Linked DNA regions of Homo sapiens: region 1 is linked to region 2. The links are chromatin contacts, found by Hi-C or POLR2A ChIA-PET in ENCODE. All regions are on one chromosome and are shown on one strand. The core of a region is the stretch at or near the end of the contact, and the rest is flanking DNA. Distances in the headings are between cores, read along the strand shown. Region 1 has its middle 46 kb from the start of REL-DT. Region 2 has its middle 77 kb from the start of MIR4432.

Region 1 (6,588 bases), core at 408-2,907, 530 kb before region 2:
CTTAGTCTAGGTTTTCTCATATAGCTCTCTCTTCTCTTGCTTAAAGTGATCTTTGCTTTCCATTCTTGTTTTAACAATCTATTATGGCTGCATTTTTTAAATAAGTAGCTTCAAATATTGTGTGAGAACATAAGGAGAAATATCTTTTCCTCACCCATCGCTAGGTTTACAGTGGAGAAAGCTCTATAACAAAAGACAGATTAACAAGAGAAAAACATGCAAATTTATTTGGTATGTTTTATGTGACACAGGGGCCTTTTAAGCAAATGAATACCCAAAGAAACAGACTTGTGTATTATTGCTGGCTTTGATGAAGAGTGGACGGTCATGGAGAAATATAACAGGACAAAGGGGATATGATCTAATGATAATAAACTGCAGGGAGCTTAGCAACATACGTTTGTTCAAATTCTTCTTTGTGTTCCTATGTCTTCAGAGATAAGAATGTTCCTTTCTTCTGACCGGGCACGGCACGGTGGCTCACTCTTGTAATCCCAGAACTTTGGGAGGCTGAGGTGGGCAAATCGCTTGAGCCCTGGAGTTCGAGACCAGCCTAGACAACATGGTGAAACCCTGTCTCTACTAAAAATACAAAAATTAGCCAGGCTTGGTGGCACATGCCTGTAATCCCAGCTACTTGAGAGGCTGAGGCAGGAAAATCACTTGAACCCAGGAGGCAGAGGTTGCAGTGAGCTGAGATCGCGCCACTGCACTCCAGCCTGGGTGACAGAGTGAGACTCTGTCTCAAAAAAAAAAAAAAAAAAAAGAAAAGAAAAAAGACTGTTCCTTTCTTCTGGATATAGGGAGGGCACCTCTTGAATAAAAGTCTTATGATCTGCTTCAGGGCAGAAGGGCAGGGAAGGGTCAGAGAGACCTTCCAGTAAATGGCTTCTCAAATTCCTTCAGCTTGAAATACTCAGTGTGCCAAGGTGCTGTATTTTGGGGATACCATGTCCTGAACCACATCAGGGCTACTAAGAAATGAATGTCTGTGCTATGTCTTGAAGCATCTCTGCCTGGATAGAGCACAGTGACCCCAAGAGCTCCATTCAGATTCCCTTTGCTCCATGAAGTGTTCCTGCTGTTCCCTGGACAGCTGTAATTAATATGGCCCCAGATAACACAGTTTGTGATTTATCATTATACATCACACTCTGCCTTATATTTTGAGGTATGTTTGTAAAGTGCTTAGGGTAGTGTAGGAACATACTACACACTCAAATGATGATGATGGCCATTATTATTGCTGTTGTTTATGTATATATATGTGTCATTCCTACTCAACTGTAAGCCTTGTTGGGGTGAGGAGAGGACCTTATTTACTGATGGATTCCCAAGCGAGCCTGGTTTATGCTGCACTCATAACAGTTTCTTACATATAACATTAATGAGAATAAATATTAGAGTACTTTGAAAAGGAAGACATGATTTATTATCATGAATTGGAGCATTGGGTCTCAGCTAATCCTATCCAAAAGAAGCTGTTTGACCAACAAGAGCACCACATCCCCTAGCCTCAGCCCCAGAGGGCAGCAGAAAAAAAAAGGAAGTGAAGGATAAATGTCACCGAAATTCTCAGTGAAACAGAAGAAACTCTGACCAAAACCAAAATGGAACCCACTGAAAATGTTAATGGTCATTTTTAGTAAGTCACAAGAAGGTTAAGAAATGCTATTTTAATAAGTAGAACAATTTCATTTTCCATATAGCCTTGGAAATTGAGATCTAGATGGTTTCTTTTACCTAGTCTCACATCAACTTTGCACCTCTTTAGCTGAAAGCAATATGGTTTCGCCTTCATAACTTGTGGAAAAAAAGAAGCAAAAGGGATAATATCTTAAGTAATTGTTTACAAGAGAAAAGCACGTTGGAAGTGAATGTTATATGTAGGATTATCCAACATAGTATTCTGGGAGGAAAAAGTTCAGACAGGAGAAGAAAATTGAGCAAAGAATAAGTTTGCATGATGTATAGAAGCAGGTTCATGGAGAAACCAATAAAGTCTGAGCCCCAGCTTCTTCCAACACCCCAAGAGGGGCCCTAGCGATTTTGTGTTTACAATTATGCATTAGTGTTCATGAAAAGGGCTTCCTAAGGTGCATACGTTTCAGGCTCTATAAAACTTGAACCACTCCTGATGAAATGCCTGTAAATTTGTGTAGCTCTTGTTTCTCAGCTTTACCTTTTTGCAATCATTTAGCTCTGCCTTGCTAAATGAAGTGATGCAACAACTGGGGACTTGGCCATAAGGAAGAAGGTCCTTGGAGAACTGCTATTTGGGGAGATTATCACAGCTGAGTTCAAAGTAGTAAAATGTGGACACTAGTATGGTTTTCATCAAGGATTATCATTGTACTTCTAGGGTAGTGATTCCCAACCAGGGGCAAATTCTACCCCCAGCGGGGAGGGCTGCTACTGGCATCTAGTGGGTAGAGGCCAAGGATACTGCTAAACATCTTATAATCCACAGGGCAACCTCCACAGCAAAGAATTATCTGGCACCATATCTGGTTAGTGCTGAGGTTTAGAAACTGTTCTAGGGTGCTCCTTTTACTACAAGTCAATTGACAATCCAAGTTGTCAAAATGAATGACCAGCAGCGTAAGGTAACATCTCAAAGGCATTCTGTCTCAAAGGCATTTGTTGGGTCTGTCATAAACCATTGTTCATCATATATCTGGCTCTTCCTTCTGTACACACACATAGGAAGGTTGTTAGGGCAGTGACTTGAACGAAAACTGGTGGAAACCTGTCTGATGCTAACGGCTGCGAAACAGGGAGTCCTAGAATTACAGGCACCGGAGTGGTGCTTTGTTGTGCAAACCCTGATCAAAAGATCAGCCTCCCTAAAACTAGAGTTTAGACACTTCCTTCACGGATGTGAATGTCCACACAATGTTAATGGAAATGTCAATCCCTCTCCCCAGCTGCTGAGATCCCACTCCCAGGCTGCTGAACCCTACCAGTTAAAGTCCCAGAGTTACCAATGGACTGCCCCAAATTCCTGCCCTTGGACCTTTGCTGGTCCTTTACCACCTCATGGCCTTCCTTCTAGTCCCCTTCTGACTATCTCTGTAATAGTCCCATGGCGGCTCATTTCCCCAAAGCCCCTAAACCATCCTTTCCCTGTTACCCTTCTGTGGATGCCTACACCTCCTGCTTCCCTGAGATGAGTTACAGTAGTAATCACAGCTGCTACCATGTATGCAGCAGCCATAAGCACTAGGCTGGCGCCATAACTACACTTCATCTGCGAGGCGAGTATCAATAACCTTGTCTTGCAGATGATGAATCCCGGGTTTAAAGAGGCAACTTCCTCCAAGTCACAATGCAGGCACTTGGTCCTCCAAGTCACAATGCAGGCACTTGGTCCCAGGACTGCCTGGCTCCAGTAGGAACTCCCTATGCTTACTTCTCTCCTCTCCCCAGAAAAATCTGTTTTTATATTGATCCCTGGATTTATTTTTTCTTTCTTTCTTTCTTTCTTTCTTTCTTTCTTTCTTTCTTTCTTTCTTTCTTTCTTTCTTTCTTTCTTTCTTTCTTTCTTTTTCTTCTTCTTTTTGAGATGGAGTCTTGCTTTGTGGCCCAGCTGGAGTGCAGTGGAGCAATCTCAGCTCACTGCAACCTCTGCCTCCCAGGTTTAAGTGATTCTCCTGCCTCAGCCTCCTGAGTAGCTGGGATTACAGGCATGCACCACCACGCCTGGCTCATTGTTTTTTTGTATTTTTAGTACAGTTGGGGTTTTGCCATGTGGGCCAGGCTGGTCTCGAACTCCTGACCTCAGGTGATCTGCCCACCTCGGCCTCCCAAAGTGCTGGGATTATAGGCGTGAGCAACCGTGCCCGGCCAATCCCTGGATTTTAGATGAGGAAAAGTTCTTTCAAACCAAAGTTGACTCCTCCATCTTGATCTTGTTCTGCTGTCTCCCACTGTCCTTCACTCTGTCTTTTATCTATCACAGCCTCCTAGCTCCTCTCTAGCGGCTCCTTCCTTTACAAATGCACCCCCGACCCTGCTTCACGAGCAAAGTCCTGCCTCATCTGCTTCCTTTGCTTCACTGTCAACTTGTCAAAGGTAAGAGGGTCTCAGTTTGGCCACTCGTCTGCTCCCTCATTCATTTCCTGTCCTGTCCATGAACAAAGTCTTGCTCTCTTCCCTGGCCCCGTGCCTCAGGATGGTGATTTGTCTGTGTACCCTTGGGACCCTCTGCTCTCTCTGGATGGAGACCATGTCTACCTCCCACCCTTTTGTTTCTCAGTGCCTGGGACAGTGCCCTGAAGAGTGTGCGTGATGGGGATGACCTCACATTCAGACCAAGGCAAAAACCAGATAAACCCCTCCCTCCCAGGGGGCCAGGGAGATGGCTGAAGCAGGGCTCCTAGGGAAATTCCTTCGGGCTGGAGCTCTATTCAACAGAATGACAACACACTATTGACATATTTAGAGCAGTGATTACCTCATGGAAATACCCTATTTTCACCAGGGACTGAGATCCAAGCTTCATATCTAAATGTCATGTATCTCTTCACTATAACTGAGGCTCTGAGAAAACAGAAACACATGACTACATACTAGGGGATTCAATTCCTGTTTTTCCTTCCTGTTTGTCCTCTTCTAAAATAAAAAAAAGAAACTTCTTGGTATTGTTATCCTGAGGGTATATTACTCCTACATATGTGGAGATAAAGTTAAATGAAACAAGTAGTTTCTGAGCTGTTGGCAGTAAAGGCCATCCATTTTTAAAAGGAAATTAAGTAACATCTAAATCTATATTTGATGGCAAAGATCCCTGCTCTGGGTAATTCCATTCTCATACCCTCTCCACTGAAATGTCTGTAGGAATTTCCATAAGTTGGTATTAGGCTTCTGTCTAACCTTCATCCATCTATCTACTGGTTCATTCCTTAATTCAATAAATCTTTATCCAACCTGTATGCTCAGTCATTGGACAAGAGAGAAGAAAGACACTGTGCCTGTTCTCAAAGAGCGAAGTCTAACGTGGCACCTACAATTCAGGGTGACAGGTGCTGGATAAGAGAAATGTAGGGTGTGGCAGGAACATCCACATAGACGCTGACCCCAGACTTGGGGGCAGCCAGTCAGGGACAGTTTCTAGGAGAAAGTAACATCTAAGGTAAACTCTAAAAGCGGTAGGTGAAGGTGGAAGGGGTCAGGTTGCGAGGAGAGGCTGACCAAACAAGAGAGAATAACGTTTAGAAGGCCCAGGTCAAGGGAGAGAGAAACAGAGACAGAAAGACAGAAGAGAGTTTTAAGGGACCAACAAGTTAATGCTTACTGGATCAGAGAAGAGGAGATGAATGGAGAAAGATTCAGGCACATGAAGTGGGTGCCATTATCATCCCCACATCGCAGATGTGGAACTGAGGCACTGAGAGGTTAAGTAACTTGCCCAAGGTCATCCAGCTAGTACGTAGCAGATCCTGACTAAGCCTAGTATCTGTGCCCTTCACTGCTGCCTTTGAGATCATTTTCTTTTCTTTTTTTGGAGACCGGGTCTCGCTCTGTTGCCTAGGCTGGAGTGCAGTGTTGTGATCGCAGTTCACTGCAGGCTTGATGAGATAATTTTCAAAATTCCCTCCCAGCTATGGTTTGGAGGCTCCAGGAGAAAAGAGTAGATTGAGGCAGTAATTTTATATTCAGTGGGAAGTCTAAGGGGGAATGTCAGCCCCAGAAAACCTGTCCTCCTCTGCCTGCTGCCCTCCATAAGTCAGATTAAGGCAAAAGTACTGCTATTCTGGGGGGATTTTCATTTCAATCGGGTAGGGCCCAGCACGTTTTCAGCACCCTAACTAGCAGGGGAGATTGAGGGAGACATTTTGGGATAGGGGTCCAGCCTGTGTCCCTTCAAGGGGATAAATATGAGGGACCACATCATCATATAATCAGAGGCATCTTTTTGCCTAGAAAGGTTGGTATGAATCACTAAGCTCTTAATTTTCTGTCAGAGAATGACTTAGGCTCTTGAAAGTTACACATTAGAAGGTTTTTTTCCCCCTTATAATTACGAATGGCATAAGTGAGAATTACTCAAGTTGACTCAAGGAGTAAATTGTTTTATTCAAAGGAGCTGAGTTTTGTTTCATTCAGTGACTGATTTTGAGCTTCATAGCCCTTAAGGGGGAAGACAAATAGGCTTTAATGCCATACATTTTGCAAGGGAAGACTTCAAAGTGGTGAAGTGTGTGAACAGTTCACCCAAGGGTGGGACATGGAGAGCAGACTTCTCACGACCAGATAATTTCTCATGGGCAATTACCCACCAGTGAGATTAACCCTTTACCCAATGAGAAATTGAACATTTGTTCACAATTAATACTCCCTAGAATAAAAATTCTTCAGTTTGAGAAGTGTCACCCCCAAATGCTCACTTTTCTTGTTTCATTCCAGTTGCCTAGTTCCTTCTCAAGGGATAGACTAATCCCTTAGCTGCTGAGACCAGCTTGAGTTGAAAGGCCCATCTCCAAGACCGCCTATGGTGATATGGATGAGGACTTTTCCATGTTTATTTTCAACACTGGTGGAGTTGATGGTCTGGAGAGTATGTGTGCACATACATATAATATAAAA
Region 2 (6,888 bases), core at 1,366-3,865:
ACGTGTTTCTTGGATTCAGTTATCCAAGATGTCAAATCTGGACCATAAGTGAGATGGTTCCAAAGCCTTACCCAATACAAGCAGCACCTGAGGTGGGCATCTTTCTGGTCCCTTGGTTCAGCTCATCTTGCAAAGGGTTCCTTTGCACTCCCTAAGTAAGAGATGAATTGAGGCCAGGTTGAGAAACAGGAAAAGGGAGAGAAACTTCTTGGAATTGCATGAGCAGAAACCATTCTTAGAAAGGCTGGCTGTCCTAATACAGTTAAGTGTGTAGGCATAATGCTCCCAGTGTTCCCAGAGGCTGAGTTGGAAGAAGCCACGTGGGAAATTGGAAATAGCGTGGCTCCTTTGTCCTTGCTATATTCTGCTCTGTTTTTCTTAGATGTTGGAAAACTCTCCTTGAATCCTGTCCTTCCACTGCTTATGAAAGCAGGGGATTACATTACCTCAGACCTCTTCTACAGTGAGAGAAGGTTGATTACAGTTATCAACTGGAATTGTGGAGAAAAATGAGAAAAGATTAGGCATCTATAACAAGAAAAAGGCAGAGCATGAGTCTGTAGGGCAGGGCAGCTGCTAGCCAGGTGGAAGTGAAAGTCTAGGTGCAAGTGGTCTGGGAGGTGGAGGCTGACCCTGCTGGTAGAAGCTCAAACCTGCATTAGGGAAAGGAAACTCGGACACTGTTTTCTCCTCTCTGTCCACAAATGAGGAATAATAGAGCCATTTTCTGTTCTTATTCTGGGGATAGGGTGTGTCCCAAGAGAGGTCACATTCTAAGACCCTGTCCAGTTTGAACTGAGGCATGACCATCTTGATCAGTCGTAGGAGATTTCTATGAGGAAGTGAGATGGGAAAGGGTAGGGCCTCTTATCCTAATATACTCAAATTGGTAACATTAATTATCCATCAGATAAGAAATCAGGGCCTCGCCTGGCATCTCTGACAGCAGTAGGATGGGAGCTCTCTGGAGGTTTCCAGCTGCCTCGATGGCGGCTGGCTGTGGGTGATTCCTGGACCAGGTGCTGGGAGCATTCTACAAGATCACCTAGGGTAGTGCCTGATGAGAATGAGGTGTTGGTAAAATGGAGCTGTCTCATTGTGCTTCGACACTTAATTGTACACTGTCTCTTCAATGACAAAGTGAAGCCTTGAGGGTAGGCCCCATATCTGCACATTAAAATTCCTCAGGATCTCTTACTAAACTGGCATGCAGTAGCCAGAAATGTAGCCGGTGAAACTTTGTTGTTTAGCTATTTAAGTGGTGAGGGAAGGAGAAGAGGTCCCAGAAAAAAATCTCCCAGCCATTGGGAAGGGAGGTGTTCGTGGTGGTGGGGAGAGGACTTGTGGGTGGTTAAGCTTATTACCCTGATTAACTTGGTTAGCTTGTTACCCTGATTAACTTTATCCAAGTGTTTCATATGCTTAGAGCTTATCTGATCTCCACATGGGCCATGAAAGCTACTGGGGCTGGGAACTCCTGCCCATTACCAATTAGAACTGGGGTTATGACTAAAAACAAAAGAGCTTTACTTTGTGTAGCACTCCACCATTTTCATTTTCATTTTCTTTTCTTTTCTTTTCTTTTTCTTTTTTTTTTTTTTGAGATGGAGTTTCACTCTTGTTGCCCAGGCTGGAGTGCAATGGTGTGATCTTGGCTCACTGCAACCTCTGCTTCCTGGGTTTAAGCGATTCTCCTGTCTCAGCCTCCTGAGTAGCTGGGATTACAGGCAAGGGCTACCACGCCTGGGTAATTTTTGTATTTTTAATAGGGATGGGGTTTCATCATGTTGGTCGGGCTGGTCTTGAACTCCTGACCTCAGGTGATCCACTGGCCTCAGCCTCCCAAAGTGCTGGGATTACAGGCATGAGCCACTGCACCTGGCCCACCATTTTTATTTTCTTACTTTCTTTTAAAATAGTTTTTAAATTAAGGTATGACTAACATACAAAAAAGCTATAAATATTTAATGTACACAGTTATCCCTCGGTATCCTTGGGGGATTGGTTCCAGGACCACTACAGAGACCAAAATCTGGGGATGCCCAAGTCCCCTATATAAAACAATGTGGTATTTGCATATCACCTATTCACATCCTCCTGCATACTTTAAATCATCTCTAGATTACATATAATACCTATTACAATGTAAATGCTATGTAAATAGATATAAATATAGCATATTTTTAAATTTGTATTTTAAAATTGCTGTATTGTTATTTTTTATTGCTTTTTTTCCCAAAAATTTTTGGCAGGTGGTTGGATGAATCTGAGGATGTGGAACCCGTGGATATGGAGGGCTGACTCAATGCCTTGATGAGCTTGAAGATAAGTATATACCCCCGAAACCACCACCACAAACAATGCCATAAACTTAACCACTGCCTCTAAAAGTTTCCTCTCTCCTTTTTTCTACAATAAGGATATTTAACATAAGATCTACCCTCTTAACAAATGTTTAAGTGTATAATATAGTATTGTTAACTATATGCACTGTGTCGTACAGTAGCTCTCTAGGATTTACTCATCTTGCATAACTGAAACCATGTATCTTTTGATCAACACTTCTCCAGTTCCCCCTCCTCCCAGCCCCTAGTAAGACTATTTTAGATTCCTCATATAAGTGAGCACTTCACTGTTTTCAAACTGCATTTGTAAAGTTGATCTCCAGGTAGAGTTGCAAGATAAAGTACAGGACACTCAACTACATTTGCATTTCAGATAAACAACAAATAATTTTTAAATATTGCATGGTTCATACCTAGACCAAAAAATTTTGTTGTTTATCTGAATCTCAAACGTAGTTGGGCATCCGGTATTTTTTGTTGTTGTTGTTGTTATTGTTGTTAAATCTGGCAATATTATCTCCAGGCAGAAGACTAGAATTGTGGTTAAAGCACAAACACTGCTAACATAGAAGTGGTTAGTACTTCAAGCTCTGCAGCTTATTAACTTGGTGTCTTTGGGGAAGATTTCTTTTCTTTTGAGTTGGAGTCTTGCTCTTATTGCCCAGGCTATAGTGCAATGGCGTGATCTTAGCTCACTGCAACCTCTGCCTCCAGGGTTCAAGTGATTCTCTTGCCTCAGCCTCCAGAGTAGCTGAGATTACAGGTGCCTGCCACCACGCCCGAGTGATTTTTGTATTTTTAGTAGAGATGGGGTTTCAACATGTTGGCCAGGCTGGTCTCAAACTCCTCACCTCAAGTGATCCACCCGCCTTGGCCTCCCAAAGTGCTGGGATTATAGGTGTGAGCCACTGAGCCCAGGCTTCTTCTTCTTCTTTTTTTTTTTCCCTTGCAACCATAATTTTCTTGTGTGTCTATCACGCATTGTGTGCCAGGCTGTGCTGTGAGAACTTCATGAGATAATGCACATACAGGCTCAACACATAGTGCTTGCTAAGAAAGGTATCGTTATTCTCTCATTCAAGCCTAGCACAAAAGACATGTGAGGAAGACACTGAGTCTTCATTTTAGAGAGGAGGAAACTGAGGCTCAAGGTTGTGAAGAATCCTGGTGAGGCTGATTTGAACCTGGATTCCAGAATCCTGCTCTTTTCTCCTTAGGCGGCTGGTGGGAAATTGCCAGGTGATTTCCAGGCCAGGGCCTTGCATTGTAGACTGCCAGTTCAGATGTCTTAGATGGGACTCAGAAGGTGGGATTGAAAGGGGCAGTGGTGCAAACCCAGTGGAAATGGTTGCTAAACACAAAAGACAAGTAGGCGGTGTCTTCTTGGGCCAAACTCCCCAGTAAGCTGCTATCAGTAGCATTTGCTCAGGAGTGAAACACACACAAAGTCTGTTCCTGAGAACTGCTAAGCAAGTGAACTTCCCCTTCCCTTGGGTCAGCACTTTCCCTCTCAGGGAGGCCTGGAGCCCTTGGGAGCCTCTTGCTTCTGTGATCCCTCTCCAGCCCCATGGAGGAGGGATGCTGGCTTGAGTTCCCCATGTGGGGGTGGCAGCTGGCCTTCGCCACGGCTCCCACCTAATGAAAACATTGCAAGATGGACAAAGCATAAAGCAAAGCAGAGACACTGATGTGTGGGCAGGTGTGGGCAAAAAAAAAAAAATAAAAAATAAAGTTCCAGCACGCAAAGTTGAATTGCTGACACATGGGGTATCTTAATAGTGTGGGAAAAGGGGATTATGAGATCAAAGGCCATGATAAGAGGGAGATTATTTAATCACAACTCTGCCACAAAGAGGGACAGTCATATAGGAAGAGCAGGCACTTACACATGCCCATTTCTTTGATTTCAAAGTGTGAAACACTCCACCAGATTCCACACAACCTGCTCCCACTCCTGACTCCCCAACCCTCCCGCCCCTGCTGCCTCCCACCACTGCCTGCTTTTGCTGGTAGAATGCAAGACCTCTAGTGCACACCAAATTTGCTTCCCTGGGATTTTATTTCCAACTCATATTTTTATTTTTTCATAGCTAAGTGTTTTTCTCTGGCTTTTGAACATCCTGGCTTTTGCTTGAAGTCTCAGCCCATGTTCTTTATTTGGTGGTAACATTAGGAGTCAATTTGGAGGTTTTAAACAAATTATTATTATTTCATTTTTTAAGAAAAGGAAACCGGTTTGCCAGCATTATTGCTAATTCTTAAAATTCAAAGCAGTTTGTTAGAGACTGTTCTTTGGTCTTGGAGATGGAGCCGAGTTTGGTTTATAGCCCGTTGTCTTCACACCCATCTTGGTGACTAATACTGTAAGATGGATTTCCTTTTTTTTTTTTCCTTCCTTGAAGTGGGTTTCAAATTCCCAAAGAATTTCTGGGAGGGGAAAAAATCCTTTAATTGAAAGCAAGAGAAAACAAAACAATAAAAACATAAGAGAGCGACAGAAATATCATGTTTAATGAAACCAAGTTCCATCCCTGCAGATGGAGGCACAGAATGACCTAAAGATAGAAAAACAAGTTTCTTTTATGTGCCTTTTAAAGCTCGGTTTTATTTTGAGGGTTGCCTGTGTGACTGACCAGAGCCTCACCGAGCCCTTTAGAGAGCAGGCAAGAGGAGTCCAGCCGCCCTCCACCTCCTTCGAGTCTCCCAGGCATAATGCACACTCAGACACTTTCCTCCTGGGGCCTCAGTTTCTTCTTTGTAAATGGGCAGATTCTTGTCTACCTCCATGAGTTTTTGTAGGATTCTTGGAGATGAGTTAAGGAAAGTTCTTGGCACAATGTCTGGCCCTTTTGAAATGATGCTGGCTATTCTTGTGGCCTGATCTTCCCCACCTGTGAGGCTCTGTGTGCAGGCAGACCATAATCTTCCATCGAGTAGGGCTGGGCTTTGCACACCTGAGAGGCCTCCTGGGCCCTGATGATACCCGTGGACTGAACAAGTAACCAAGAATAACAGAATCATTCAGGCAGGTTTCTTAAAATAAACTAAGAAAGAAACCCTGAACATCCTTTTTAAACAAATTAGGCAAAACACAGAAAAATAAAACAAATTTTTAAAACTCCACAAATCTGTAATTAACTCTATTTCATTAGTAATTAATGACTTGAAAGTTTTCCTATTCTGCTGTCAATTCTTGCATCTCTTTGAAAACCTTTCTGTCTTTTCCACCTTCTATCTATGGAATTACTCTCCCAGAAGGTTGAGAGGACTTGGGTATGTTTTGAGGCTAGAAATGGATTTGACCCTTATCCATTAGAAAAGGGGCCGGGTACAGTGGCTCATGCCTGTAATCCCAGCACTTCAGGAGGCTGAAGCAGGCGGATCACCTGCCATCAGGGGTTTGAGACCAGCCTGGCCGACATGGCGAAACTCCATCTCTACTAAAAATACTAAAATTAGCTGGTCTTGGTGGCAGGTGCCTGTAATCCCAGCTACGCGGGAGGCTGAGGCAGGAGAATTGCTTGAATCCAGGAGGCAGAGGTTGCAGTGAGCTGAGATCACGCCACTGCACTCCAGCCTGGGTGACAAGAGTGAAACTCCATCTCAAAAAAAAAAAAAAAAAAAAAAAAAAACACACACAAGAAGAAGAAGAAGAAGAAGAAGAAGAAGAAGAAGAAGAAAAGGGCACTGAGGCTCTAATAATTGCGTATGGCCTATGAAATTCCTAAATAGCAGGGGCACCATTTATTCTGGAATCTTCTTTGCTAGAGAATAACAGAGGATTGTGTATCACTAATCCACCTTTACTATTCTTCACATACACTGCTCCTGCCCACCCTAGAACAATTTTAAGCACTTGGCTGGAGTCTCTGACTTTTCCTATTACTCCTAACCTGCAGTTTTCCTCATCTCACTTCCTTTCTCCTCCTTGTCTTGGTGCAGCAAACCCTCTCTTTCCTTGGTTCTCCAGTGGCAGCTCCTCTCCCTCCGCATTATCTGCTAATTTCTGTCCCTTTTAAGATACAGCATGGGCACCTTAATTCATTGAATTGGGTTGGTTGAACCCAAGGGGGTATTGTTCGTCCCTCTCCTCTTCCTTCTCTCTTCTTCCTTCTCTTTCCCTCTTTTAGTTTGTTTTAGTCCATGTACCTTGCAACTGCATTTCTAGCTGGAATTCCATATTTTTAAAAAATTTAGAAAATTTGTTGATTTTTGTGTCCTTTATTCTGTCATTCCTGGCAACCCAAGTTGGCCTGAATGATAAATAGCAGCTGTTTTTTAATGTTTCAAATGGCAAAAGGTTTCCCTCTAGGAATAACAGCTGGTACACTGACACTGAATCCATTTGTTAAAATGATTTCTATTTTATTTTTTATGATATATGTCTATTGAGCAGCTTGAGGCAAGCCTGTGTTATCTTATGGCTTGTTCATCCCACCTTGTATTCACGCAAGCTCTTCCTTGCCCCATCCCAGCCCTTGCCAGTTCAGTGCAAACTTAGCAGCAAGTGTACTTTCTTTCATATATTCATCTGGTGAGTAAA

Evidence for each region. A loop is a pair of places that touch in the nucleus more often than their neighbours do. ChIA-PET counts read pairs that join two places held with the same protein, here RNA polymerase II (POLR2A). Pooled maps may share reads with other maps.
Region 1: a pooled map shows a loop between it and region 2 (4-fold over the local background). The contact joins two enhancer-like sites. A Hi-C loop is called at or near these places in 2 of 37 single-sample maps with no recorded cell type and 3 of 50 pooled maps. POLR2A ChIA-PET finds 5 or more read pairs at or near these places in 1 of 52 experiments (GM12878).

Annotation. Positions count from the first base shown.
Region 1 is chr2:60,832,325-60,838,912 of GRCh38, reverse strand. No RefSeq gene overlaps it. Among named protein-coding and RNA genes, the nearest start is that of REL-DT, 46 kb to the left of the region's middle. RefSeq lists enhancers at 4,315-4,434, 4,545-4,594, 4,625-4,684. Within about 2 kb of position 1,657, at least 2 of the 41 ENCODE cell types and tissues checked have a DNase peak (open chromatin) inside an H3K27ac peak, as active enhancers do; they include GM12878, where a contact is called at or near this core.
Region 2 is chr2:60,307,383-60,314,270 of GRCh38, reverse strand. No RefSeq gene overlaps it. Among named protein-coding and RNA genes, the nearest start is that of MIR4432, 77 kb to the left of the region's middle. RefSeq lists an enhancer at 2,985-3,054. Within about 2 kb of position 2,615, at least 2 of the 41 ENCODE cell types and tissues checked have a DNase peak (open chromatin) inside an H3K27ac peak, as active enhancers do; they include GM12878, where a contact is called at or near this core.